Regions from separate parts of the Homo sapiens genome. Here region 2 is linked to region 1. Evidence: chromatin contacts called from ENCODE Hi-C data. All regions are on one chromosome and are shown on one strand. Each heading gives the region's core, a stretch centred on a gene start or an enhancer-like site at or near the end of the contact. The rest is flanking DNA. Distances are from core to core; before and after follow the strand shown. Region 1 holds the start of SKIL (SKI like proto-oncogene). Region 2 holds the start of PIK3CA-DT (PIK3CA divergent transcript).

Region 1 (5,934 bases), core at 2,419-4,918:
ATGATTAAAGTGCTGTGAAGAAGTTATAGATCAGACCGGGTGCTGTGGCTCACGCTTGTAATCCCAGCACTTTGGGAGGCCAAGTCGGGCAGATCACCTGAGGTCTGGAGTTCGAGACCAGCCTGGCCAACATGGTGAAACCCCCTCTCTACAAAAATACAAAAAATGAGCCAGACGTGGTGGTGCGCGCCTGTAGTTCCAGCCACTTGGGAGCTAGCACCACTGCACTTCAGACTGGGTGAGAGAGCCAGACTCCATCTCAAAAGAAGAAAAAAAAAAGTTAAAGATCATAATTCCGAAAAAAAGAAATTAACGAAAAGCTACAGGAAAAAAATGAGATGGAAAAGGAAATGGTTGACATTCTTTTGTGAAACTGACCTCCTAGCATTTGACTTGCTGCTAAACAAACAAAACAAAACCTTTTAAACACATTTTTTTAAATCGAGGCTCAAGGAAGGAGGACTTTGGCAGAAGGACCATCAGAGACCATAACTGGTTTCTTTTCTTTGGAAAAGAGCAGAAGGTGTAAATGCAAACACAAGCCAGTGTTTGCATGCTCAATTAACATTTGAATTTCTTCCCCCTCCTTCATAAAAATAAAAATAATTTATGTTGAATTTTTGCATCTTACCCTATCCTTTCTCATTTCCATCTTCTTTGTAATTAATATTAGTGGGTCATTATCAACAGATCAGTAAATGGAGACAAAAGAAAAGCATTTGCCTCAAACTATTTATCAGGTCACAGAACAGAGCTGGCCTTCGAGTTTGTAACCTCTCCATTCTTGGTCTCTGTTATCAGACAGCCATAATTAACGAAGAAGACATTCTAGACTACCTAGTACCAGTTAATTTGGATCTTGTATCTGTACTATTTAATGGAAGAAGATGAAACAATAGGTAGTCCCCACCCCCAATCATTTGAAATTCTCATGCGCAGACAAGCACACTCTCATGGTGGTCTTGCTCAACTCCTGCTGGCAGCCAAGAAGGTGAGGTGGGAGGTCATGCAAAATCCACCTAATAACTACATAACTATTTGTTGACCAATCCTTTAATTGACTTTTCGACACTGATGAAGACCATGAGCCTGTGGAATTACAAAATTCATTACCTCGCAGTGCTTATTTTTTCTAAGGCCTGCATTTTCTGTGTCTGTGCAATTCTGTATTTGGAATAAAGAACCATTATCATTTGTGTTCAATGTCGTATGATACATACAATCAATTTTACTGATAACTTCTGAAAATCCTTAAGTAGGCCTGCAAAAATGTGCCTTCCTGTGAGCCTCCCCATCTGCCTCAGATCTATGTATAAATGGACCCCGTTCAGTTTCACTTGCTTTCAAACGCGTACCTTTGAGGTTTGGGAATTCAAGGACAAAATGATTTTAATTTGATGCATTTTGTACTTTGACCAATAAGGGAAAAATAAATGCCCTCAAATTTGATTGGTTCTAGTCATATTTGCCGGTCACTATTTGTCAAACCATTGCACTTAAAATCACAGGCATGAAAGATCTCTCAAAAACAGATTTCTGAGGAATGCAAATCAACAGAACGGGGAGGCGGATTAATGTGTTTGATTTCTCAAAAGTCTATTTACTGTCCAATTTATCTTCGTCCTTGGACATGCTAGCAAGTAATTATTCTTATGGCTGGTAAAATGACTGCTAAACATTTATTAATAATTGCAGTTTTGGAATTACTTTTTTATTAACCAGTCATGTTGGTTTCTAAAAATTGTTACTTCTGGCTAGACACAGGAGCCAGGTGCTGAGAGTTGACCTGGTGCCAAGTTTCAGGACTGTCCAGTCTTCACATCAGATCTTCAGCTAGGCCTTCTGAATATTCTCACAGTTAGAAAATCTATCCCCCTAGACTCGCAGATGCTGTTTTTCCCCCACTGGCTCTGCACAGAACATCATTATCTTTGCCACGCTTCTGTCTCTATGGCAATAACAGATGGAAAGTGCTGTGGAATTATTCATGTTCAGGAAAGGAGGCAGTCAAGAAGGAAGAAAAGGTGGGGGGGCGGGGTGGAGAGGGGGCACGACCTGGGAGCTCGGCGGTGGAGGCCTAAGGAAGGGAACTTGGGTGGGGGTGCGGGGAGTGGTGGGGATTGAGAGGCTTGTGAGCCTTTCGGAGGCCTGTTGTGAGGAAAAAAAAAATAAAAAGTACGAGCACAAGAGTATTTCCAGCCGGCCGACTGCAAATGTGGGCCCCCACAGGAACAACCCGAAGCAGTAAAACTAGAAGAAATTGGACGAAAATGGGGGGGAAAAAAGGGACAAAGCTCGAGTCTCCTGAATTTTGTGCACTGCTACTCGGTGGACTATTTCAGTTCCTGATCTTGTGGTGGGGTGGAGAAAAGGGGATTTCTTGGTGTTTCGAAATGTGACGGAGCAGCTCTGCAGAGTTCAATATGCTAATCGGCTACCCTGGGAACCAGGAAGACCACCCTACACGCCTCAGAGGGTCACAGCCGGAAAGCTCTTGAGTCCTATCTTCCCTACCTCGTCTCGTCCCTCTCCAAAAAAACACACACACAAAAAAACACCCTCAGTAAACACTGTAAAAACCTTTAATTTATAGCTCCCTTCTGGAACCGAGAGAGCAGCCTGGTGGGGTGGAGGCAGGAGGCTGGGGAGTAGGGACAGAAATGTTTGCTCTCGGTTTTGCCGGAACTTTGGCCACCCCTCCCGCCCGGCCCGATGGCGGATGGAGGTCAGCCAGGGGAAGGCGTCTGGGTGGAGGCCGCCCGGGCGAGGCCGGGGCCGCCGGGGCGGGGCGGAGCGCCGGCAGCTGGCTGGGCGGCCCTCGGGCAGGAGGCCCCGCGGGGGCGAGGGGCAGCCCAGGAGGGAGGTCCCGCGGGGGCGGGGAGCAGAGCCGGCCCCGGGGGCCCTGCAGGGCGGCCGCCGCCCGGCTGCCTCCGGGGCGGGGCGGCCCAGCTGCGGCCCCGCAGGGGGAGGGTCGCCCGTGCCTGACCTCGGGCGGCGGCACTCTGCCGGGCGGGCACTGCCTCCGCCCTGCCGGCTGCTGGGGTCGCGCACAGTGCACCGCGCGGCTGCCCTGCCCCCTCTTCCCCGCTGCGCGGCGTCCGAGCGGCCAGGGCGCCCCCGCGTCTGGCCCATCACCACAGAGCGGCGGGTGGGGCGGGGGCGGGGCGGTGGCCCCAGACAGCCGGCTGGGCGACTAGAGGAAGGAAGGAGGGAGGGCGGCGGTGAGGGTGGGGTGGGGAGGGAACATCCTGTCTGCGCCGGGTGCACCGCAGACAGCGCCGCGCGCCAGCTTCCCAGACGGCGCGCGGGGCCAGAAGCGCCGGGCGCGCGCCTGGGGGGAGGGGCACGCGCGCGAGACGACGGGGCCAGGGGGGCGCTCTGAGGAGCCACAATAGGCCAGACGGCACGCGCGTCCACGAGGGGGCCGGGAGCCGCGAAGTGGCGGCGGCGGCGACGACGCCGGCGGGCCCGCGCGCGCGGCGCCGCCGCTGGCTCCGTTCCCTTCCCCTCCCCCTCCCCGCCGCCCTCGCTCTCCCCCGGGCGGCCGGAGACGGCGGCGGCGTCTGCGGGAAGCTGTGTGTCTCCGCAGTGACGTGGGCGGGCCGAGGACTCGGTGACGTCAGAGGGCTGTGTGTAGCGATGTGTGTGGGGTTCGGAGCCGCGCCGGCACAGCCGAAGGGAGCGGGCGAGCGGCGACGGCGGCGGCGGCGGGCACAGGTGCGGCTCCGGCTTACGGCGGCGACGCGGCGGAGGCGGCGGGAGGCCAGAGGCGCTCACCCTCCTAGGAGCCCGACGGCGGCGACAGGGGCGGTGGGGAATTCACAAAGCTCGTCGAGCTTACCCGGGCACCGAGGCCCGAGTAGGGGGTTTGGATGCGCGGGTCCCGGGTGGGGTCGGGGCCAGAGGGGGTCGCTAGGCGGGTGTTCCACGGCTGATCACGCTTCGTTGGCCCCAGGCGGTGGGCGCCGGCAGGGCAGGGCGCTGTAGTTGACGGGAGCCGCGGGGACCCCGGAGACCCGGACGCCCGTCACCGCCCCCCTCCCCCAGTCCAGCAGCGCTCCGCGGGGATGCCCTGGTCTCGACCCGGTCCGTCAGCCCCCGGCGGCGCAGGGATCCGCGCCCGGCGCCTAAACTGCCCTGGTGTCCTCTTCGTTCTGGCCCGGGGCTGGCGCGGGGAGGTGCAGCATTAGGGGCGCTGAGGTGACACCCGAGAACTTCCCAGGGAGAGGGTGCGCGGGGGGGTGGATTTCCACAGTCCTTCCCGCGGCCCCCGCGGGGGGGCGGTGTTGGGAGGGCACTTGGGGTTATCCCAGGCTCGCCGGTGGGGGTGGGGGGACTCCTCCCTTTACTTCCCTCCACCCCCTTGCACACCCACCCCCAGGCTTCCCGTGTCCCTTGTTCTCCCTCTCTCCGGGTTAGAGATAGGTGGGTGGCTTTGAGTGGGCGGAGGACTTCAGGGTTTTAGGGGCTCCCCCATTCTAGGTCATGCCTCTTGCTCTCTTCCTTGGCCTGTGTTGAGTAAGGTGTGTTCCTGTGGTGGACGAAAGTCTGTACGATGGTTGGTGGCATTGGTCCTTAATCCTTTGGGTCTGTTTTAAGGTAAAGTGCTGAGAGTTTGGGAAGCAAAAATTTCTATTTATTGGATTTCTTTTGGCTTTTCTCTCAAGAAGGAAGTGGAAAAAGAGTCTTTTCTTTTTCCCTCTTCCTCCATTTGCATTCTTTGTGAGGTTTGTCTGCCTTGTGCTTTTTGTCCCGGATTAGTCTTGTTGAAGGATGGAGATTCCCAGGCGTGGAGTCTATAGCTTTTGGCTTCCATTAAGTAAAATCGCTAACCTTTTTTTAAGAGAAAGTTAATTTTTGCCTGCAGTCATTCCAGAAAAATAGTGTACACGGACTAGCTGAATTAATCCACTTAAAATTGTAACTTAGTTACATATGGTAGATATGTTAACTCCTATCTGATTTTTTTGGATGAAACTGTTGTTTTGTTTTTAAATAGGAGATGAAGTAATGGATTTTTTTCCCTCCCTTAAAATGGCATAGCTGAGAAAGCCCCGGTACTACTAATTGAGATGATCTGCTTAAGAGTCTTCATATTCTGAACTCGAAAGGCCTTTTATGTTATATTATTGCTCGCTTTACGCAACTCCAAATTGCTTTCCTATTTAAATGAATGTTCTTCTAGTAAACTGGTGTTAGATTTAAAGAAATCACTCAAGCTTCACCTTGGTAAACTGAACTCAGTTTAAGATTAAGAAACTGATTTCGGCCGGGTGCGGTGGCTCACGCCTGTAATTCCAGCACTTTGGGAGGCCCGGGCGGGCGGATCACCTGAGGTCAGGAGTTCAAGACCAGCCTGACTAATATGGTGAAACCCCGTTTCTACTAAAAATACAAAAAAATTAGCCGGGTGTCGTGGCTTGTGCCTGTAGTCCCAGCTACTCCGGAGTCTGAGACAGGAAAATTGCTTGAACCCGGGAGGCGGAGGTTGCAGTATGCCGAGATCGCTGCACTTCAGCCTGGGCGACAGAGCGAGACTCCGTAAAAAAAAGAAAAAAAAAAAAATAAAAGAAACTGGTTTCAAATTGGCCCTTTGGCCTCTGGAGCAAATTCAAATGTAACTCTTCCCCAACCCCCCTTCTCTTCTTCCAGATTAATTAAAAGAAGAATGAACTATAATCCTTGAAGATAACTGGGCAATTTTTTAAGTCGGAGGCTGTTCTTACTGGTGTGAGGATTTACACACGTCTTCAGTTTTTCAGCACAGACCAGCAGACCATCATTTTTAGAGGAAATACTCCCTCTGCCCTCCTTTTTGGTTTCCTTGGTGGTAAAGATTAAATTTGGTTGCATCATTTTGACTTGTGTTTGAGTCTAGATTTTATGGCACAAGGAATGGCATAAACTTTTCATGTGTTTTGGTTAAAACAAACC
Region 2 (5,934 bases), core at 970-3,469, 8.8 Mb after region 1:
TCAGTTATGATTTTCAATGGAAATAAACCCAAAAGGCAAGTAACTGTCATTATAATTCTGATTATTAGAATAGAACAATAGCTACATACTGGACATTTCACCTCCCGTCTTTAGAACCCTTAGGATGCAATTATTTAATTTTGAAGTATACCATTTTTTGTTTCATTTACAGCCTGAGAATCATTATTTTTTTAAAACCTTCTTTCAGCTCCTAATCCTTGAGTGATGAGTTTGGTCATATAGATGCTTATATCATACAGATATTTTTATATCATATAGATATTTTAAACACTGAATAACATTGCAAAAACCTTTGAAAGCAAGATGACACCTAAGACCAATGGCTTACATATAAGGCAAACATTATCAACCGTGAATTGAATAGTAAATGCTACTCCTGTACCAATGAATGGTGTCATGCATTCAAGTACCAGGTATGGCTTTTTCTGCTATGACACACAACTTCTTAGGGGCAGATAATCACATAACAAAAAACATATTATGTAATTAGCATTTTCTTATTAAAAAATAAATTTTAGGCTGGGCATGTCGGCTGAAGTCTGTAATCCCAACACTTTGGGAGGCCGAGGTAGATGAATCTCTTGAGCCCAGGAGTTGGAGACCAGTCTGGGCAACGAAGCAAGACCCTGTCTTTACAAAAAATAAAACATTTTTAAAAATCACAAATAGGCCAGGTGCGGTGGCTTACGCCTGTAATCCTAGCACTCTGGGAAGTCGAGGGGGGTGGATCACCTGAAGTCAGAAGTTTGAGACCAGCCTGACCAACATGGTGAAACCCCGTCTCTACTAAGAAATACAAAAATTAGCTGGCATGTTGGCTGGTGCCTGTAATCCCAGCTACTCGGGAGGCTGAGGCAGAAGAATCGCTTGAACCCGGGAGGCAGAGGCTGCAGTGAGCCGAGACTGCACCGCTGAACTCCAGCCTGGGCTACAGAGTGAGACTCTGGCTCAAAAAAATAATAATAATAAATAAATAATAAATTTTATAAGGAAAAATATCCCTAGTATATTTTTCCCCACCAAGGTCTACCTATTAATATCTCATATAACTCTGTGCTTGAAACACAATTTGGGATATATTGCCTTAAAATTTACTTTGACTAGCAATTCAGTGTTCCTTTTTTAAAAAAATCTGTACTCTGGAGTAACAGTGTTCTAAAACTGTTGAAGAACATTGGTTCGAGAAAAACATTTAGAAACACAAACCCCTGGAATGTGAGATGAAAATCCGAGCTAAAGGGAGAAAAAGGACGAAAGAAAGAAAACACAGAAAAGAAAGAAATACAGTCAAGTGAAACTACGACCACAAAGAGGAACAGATCCATCTCATTTACCATTGGGGTATGGACGGACGTGCGGTGTTCGAGAAGACTGTTATTGGTCAGAGTTTTGCTCTAGAGGACAAGTAGGACTGTAACATCTCTAGGATGGGTCACTTCCCAAGCCCTCTATTACTTAAAAATTCAAGGAGGAACCGATGCTGGAGTACTTGTATCTCAGACTTCTAATCACTGCTCCTACGCTTTTCCAATATTACAACAAAAGACCAGTAGGGGGAGAAAAACGCACAGTACCGAACCCTTATCAGTAGTAATCTCAAAAGTCAACAGATTGATTTACTCTCAAGCAAACAGACTTCTAAGGTACGCAGCACCAAGACACTACCTTGAATCAAATCTATAGCCTATATGACATTTCTGAAGTCTCTGTTGGCATTACGCGAAAAATCCCCCACGTCTTCTGAATAGTTAGAATTGAATCCTACAAGCTGCTTCGAATCAGAATTCGATTTAAAAAAAAAAATGAGGGCATAGCAAAAGGTCTCCACGAAGTGAGTCAAAGGACTGCAGAGGGCTGTGACAGTGCATTCCGCCTTCGGGATGGTATACAACTTAAACCATGTCGGCAGAAGAACGCACAGCAACGCTTTGTAAAAAGCATTCTTTCTATTATAGAATCCATAACCACGCTGGTTAGCCACTGACAGCGGCGGTTAGCCACCGCACCTCCTCTCACCCCCGAACTAATCTCGTTTCCTCTATGGGTGTAAAAGTGAAATAACCCACTTGCTCCCAATATTCCTTTCTATATCTCTACCCCAGCTCGCCTGCTGCTCGTAGAAACAAATATACTACACGTACGCTGTCCTAGGATGACACAACACCCTCACTACTGCAGAAGACGGATCATTAAACAAACGTCAGAAGAGCAGCCCCAACTGTACATAAACTTCGGGCGGAAAAGCAAGACGCAGGCGCAGTAGCACATATTGTTACCCTATTTGCCCACTCCCTGCTCCTCCTCGCCTCAATTTCGCTTCCGCTTCTTTGCGCATCTGCTTCCGGGGGATTGTAGGCTCTGCCCCTCCTCAGCTCTTACCCTCTTCTGCCGGAGGAGGGGGGGGGCCGAGGGGGTGGGGAAGAGTTCGTTGTTTGTTTACACGATGTGAGCGGAAAAAGAGACCAATAAAGTTTATTCTGGAAACAAAAGGAAAAAAAAACAGGGGCGACGGAGAAAGGAGTCGGGGGCGGGGGCGTGTGGCGGGGGCTAGCGAGGAGAGGGAGCGAGAAGTAGAAAGCGGCAGTTCCGGTGCCGCCGCTGCGGCCGCTGAGGTGTCGGGCTGCTGCTGCCGCGGCCGCTGGGACTGGGGCTGGGGCCGCCGGCGAGGCAGGGCTCGGGCCCGGCCGGGCAGCTCCGGAGCGGCGGGGGAGAGGGGCCGGGAGGCGGGGGCCGTGCCGCCCGCTCTCCTCTCCCTCGGCGCCGCCGCCGCCGCCCGCGGGGCTGGGACCCGATGCGGTTAGAGCCGCGGAGCCTGGAAGAGCCCCGAGCGTGAGTAGAGCGCGGACTGGCCGGTAGCGGGTGCGGTGGGAATGGGGACCGGGTGGGTGCCGGAGACTCCCGGGCGCGCCCGCCGTGTTGGGCGGAGGCTACGGGCTGGTCGTCTCCCAGCGTCGGCCCGCGGCGGAGTTCGCCTGCGATCGCCGCACCCTCTCCCTCGCCTGCCTCTGGCCTCTCCTAGCTGCAGAGGCGAGGGCTCGCCGCTCCCTCTCCTTTCTCTCTGGCTGCCGCCTCGCTCTTCCTTTGCTTCTACTCCCAGTTTTGGGGACGGGGCGGCTGGAGGTTGAGGAAGTGCGCCCAGGGCCGCCGCCCCGGCCGCGGTGGCTCTGTCTCCCGCGCCCTGCACGCCCACCCAGCCCGCGGGTGGAGGGGCTGCCGCGAGGACTGCGGCTCAAGGGACGCGGGCGCGAAACCGCGAGCTTTTCTTGAGGGGCTGTCACGCCCGAGGACTCCGGCCCCGCCAGCCTGGCGGCCCTGCGTTTGCCTCTTACTGGGTTTAAATCGCCCGGCAGGGGTATGGAAGGAACACCGCTCCCCTCACCCCCGCCAGCTCCCCTCCCACCCTTCCTTTCGAGGTTGTTTTTTCCTTTTAGCTGAGACAAACGCTTAGATCTTTCATTCATAGACCTGAGACACTGACTCATGTGACTTGTCTCTTTACTAAGTGTATTATGTGATGCCTGTTCCATGGCTCTTAAGTGGCTCGGAAAGGTAGGGTAGGGCCCGGGATTGGGCTATGTAAACACCAGACGTTCAGCCGGCGTGTTTTTGACCTCGGCTCGAGGGGTTTATTTTAGGATGCTAAAGGAATAGTGATGGTGGCCAACCGTGTTACCAGACTTGGGAATCGAAAGCTATTTTTTTATGTCAATAATTGAGACTGTTTACATGGTTAAATAAAGGGTAGGGTAAAGGGAGCGCAACAAGAGGGTCTTTCTAGAAAACAGTCTGCATATTCTTTAATGAATTAGAGTTGTGATTTCATCTTGGTGAAGCTTCCTCATTCCAGCACTGCGCCTTTGTGCACATGCAGGACCTGGGTTTTCGGAACGATGTTTTGAATCATAGTTTGTGTGGCCGGGGAGAACCCCTTAGAATACTTGGGTAGGTAAATTCCAGGTTATCTCAGGGGATTATTTCTACTGCGACTTTTGAACCACTGAGGGCAATATTGGTCATATGTTATCCTGCTTAGAAATTGAATTTTTCTGAGTATTTGCTTACATTGCACCGTACAAAATTTGTTTATGTGCTGGATTGCGTGTTTTAAGAAAACTTCTGGAAAATACTCAAAATACCGTGTTGCTAAGTTAGTTTGGATAAATCAAAACACTTTGCTTTCAAAGCAACTACAGTCTTAACAATTTAACGTGTCTTTGTATTCAGGTTTTAAGTTTTTGGTGTTTTTTTTTTTTCCTTTTAACTGAAGCACTGAGGTCCGATTGACAGCATAGATCTCCATCTAAACATCACATGTTCTGGAAATTTTTAATTATCAGATTAACTGTTCTGCAGTGTCATCAGCCAAAATTATCTGAAGAGGACTGTGTGTGTTTACGTGTGTGTGTGTGTGTGTGTGTGTGTGTGTGTTGGTATTTTGCTTAAGTTTTTTCATCTCACATTTTGGGACAAAATAAAACTTCATAGCTTTTTTCAAAAGTTTCTTGTGCTTTTTCAAACTAGAGTACTTTCCTATTAAAATCACAAAATAGTTTATTTAAAAATGATAGCATATCGTAATAATAGCATCATGGGGGAAATAACAAGAAAGTAAAGGAATATTAATATTGCATGATTGTGCGTATAAAGTTTTAAAGACATTCCTGTCAGTTTTAAATAATTAAAAATGAAACACCTGTAAATATAGAAGAGTGTTTTTATTTAAGGTTAAAAAAATTTAACTAAATTGGTTATAGCATTAAAGAGATGTTACTAAATACAAATATTGTACTTAAACTGAAAAATGGCTTCATGGAAGTGTAAATTGTCATGGGCCTTGATATATTTAAAAGGGAGACTAAAAGTGCAGTGGTTTTGCTTGCTCTGTGCGTGGAACAGCCTTTCTGGTGGCAGAGCTTCCTTCCTGTCAGGATAAGGTCCTCTCCATCCCAAATCAGTATCCCCTTAAAAAACCAAAGAAAAAACCCAAACTTATAAATAATGCACAACATAAAGTAGACTGTAATAACTTTTTCTCTAAACCAGTTTACTTTGTGTGCCGCTTCTTATAAGTACCCTTTACTGAATAAAGAGTTTTAAACAGTTACGATTACCATTTAAAGGGCACTTGCTCTGTTGATCTGTTTATTTGAAGAGAGGTAACTTAATCCCATTTGATCTCTTGAGCAGCTACAGTAGCATTAAAAGGATCAGTTCTCTATTTTGTTATTTTATATCTTGAATTCCAAGATAGGGGTGATTCTTTAAATGAAGTGTTTCTTAAGCATTATAAAATATTTCATCTCCAGTGAAAGTATTTACAATCTTAAAAATTATTCAGCTTTAGAAGTATATGTCTTAGAATATCATGGTTTACATTTTATTAGCACAGTTATCAAATAGTTTTTCTTAAGTATTACCTTGAGCTATATTAACAGTGCCGTAGACAGAGTGGTATTACTATCCCTAAGAAATGGTATTCTAATCTGAAGTCAGTTGGCAGGTGACAGACTCATTGACAAAACCAACATTTTCCGACTCCTTTCACTGTATCATGCTGCGTCTAATCTCCAGCCTGTTTTTTAATAGAACTGAAGAAATTAGGGCCCAAGGAGGCTTAATTACTGAAGATCTCCATTTCCTATATTTGCAGTAATATCTTTATTTAATTTCCTTTACATCATGAACAGTGGTTTTCAATCCTGGCTACACATTAGAATAATCTAGGGAGCTTTTTAAAAGTACTCTGGTCTCATCCCCAGAGATGCTCATTTAATTGGTCTGAGATGGATCCCAGTTATCTGTGTTTTGTTTTGTTTGTTTTGAAGTTCACCAGGAAATGCTAATAGAAAAGGATGTAAAGCCCTGGCTGTCAAGGACCTGTATATTTGGTCCTTGCTTCTTTCTCTAGGTTTA

Evidence for each region. A loop is a pair of places that touch in the nucleus more often than their neighbours do. Pooled maps may share reads with other maps.
Region 2: a loop to region 1 is called in a map of CD8-positive, alpha-beta T cell, with 6 times the contacts of the local background. The contact joins the promoter of PIK3CA-DT here to the promoter of SKIL in region 1. A Hi-C loop is called at or near these places in 2 of 168 maps with a recorded cell type or tissue (CD8-positive, alpha-beta T cell and naive thymus-derived CD4-positive, alpha-beta T cell) and 4 of 50 pooled maps.

Annotation. Positions count from the first base shown.
Region 1 is chr3:170,354,047-170,359,980 of GRCh38, forward strand. SKIL (SKI like proto-oncogene) reads left to right here and starts at 3,669. Exons shown (of 7, transcript NM_005414.5): 1 at 3,669-3,717; 2 at 5,653-5,934. RefSeq lists an enhancer at 2,242-2,341 and silencers at 2,622-3,521, 3,682-3,911, 3,962-4,091, 4,182-4,251.
Region 2 is chr3:179,145,754-179,151,687 of GRCh38, forward strand. PIK3CA-DT (PIK3CA divergent transcript) reads right to left here and starts at 2,220. Exons shown (of 3, transcript NR_125401.1): 1 at 2,163-2,220. It overlaps PIK3CA (phosphatidylinositol-4,5-bisphosphate 3-kinase catalytic subunit alpha), which reads left to right and starts at 2,604. Exons shown (of 21, transcript NM_006218.4): 1 at 2,604-2,850. RefSeq lists enhancers at 1,319-1,428, 2,039-2,158, 2,968-3,467, 4,029-4,078 and silencers at 2,649-3,118, 3,179-3,228.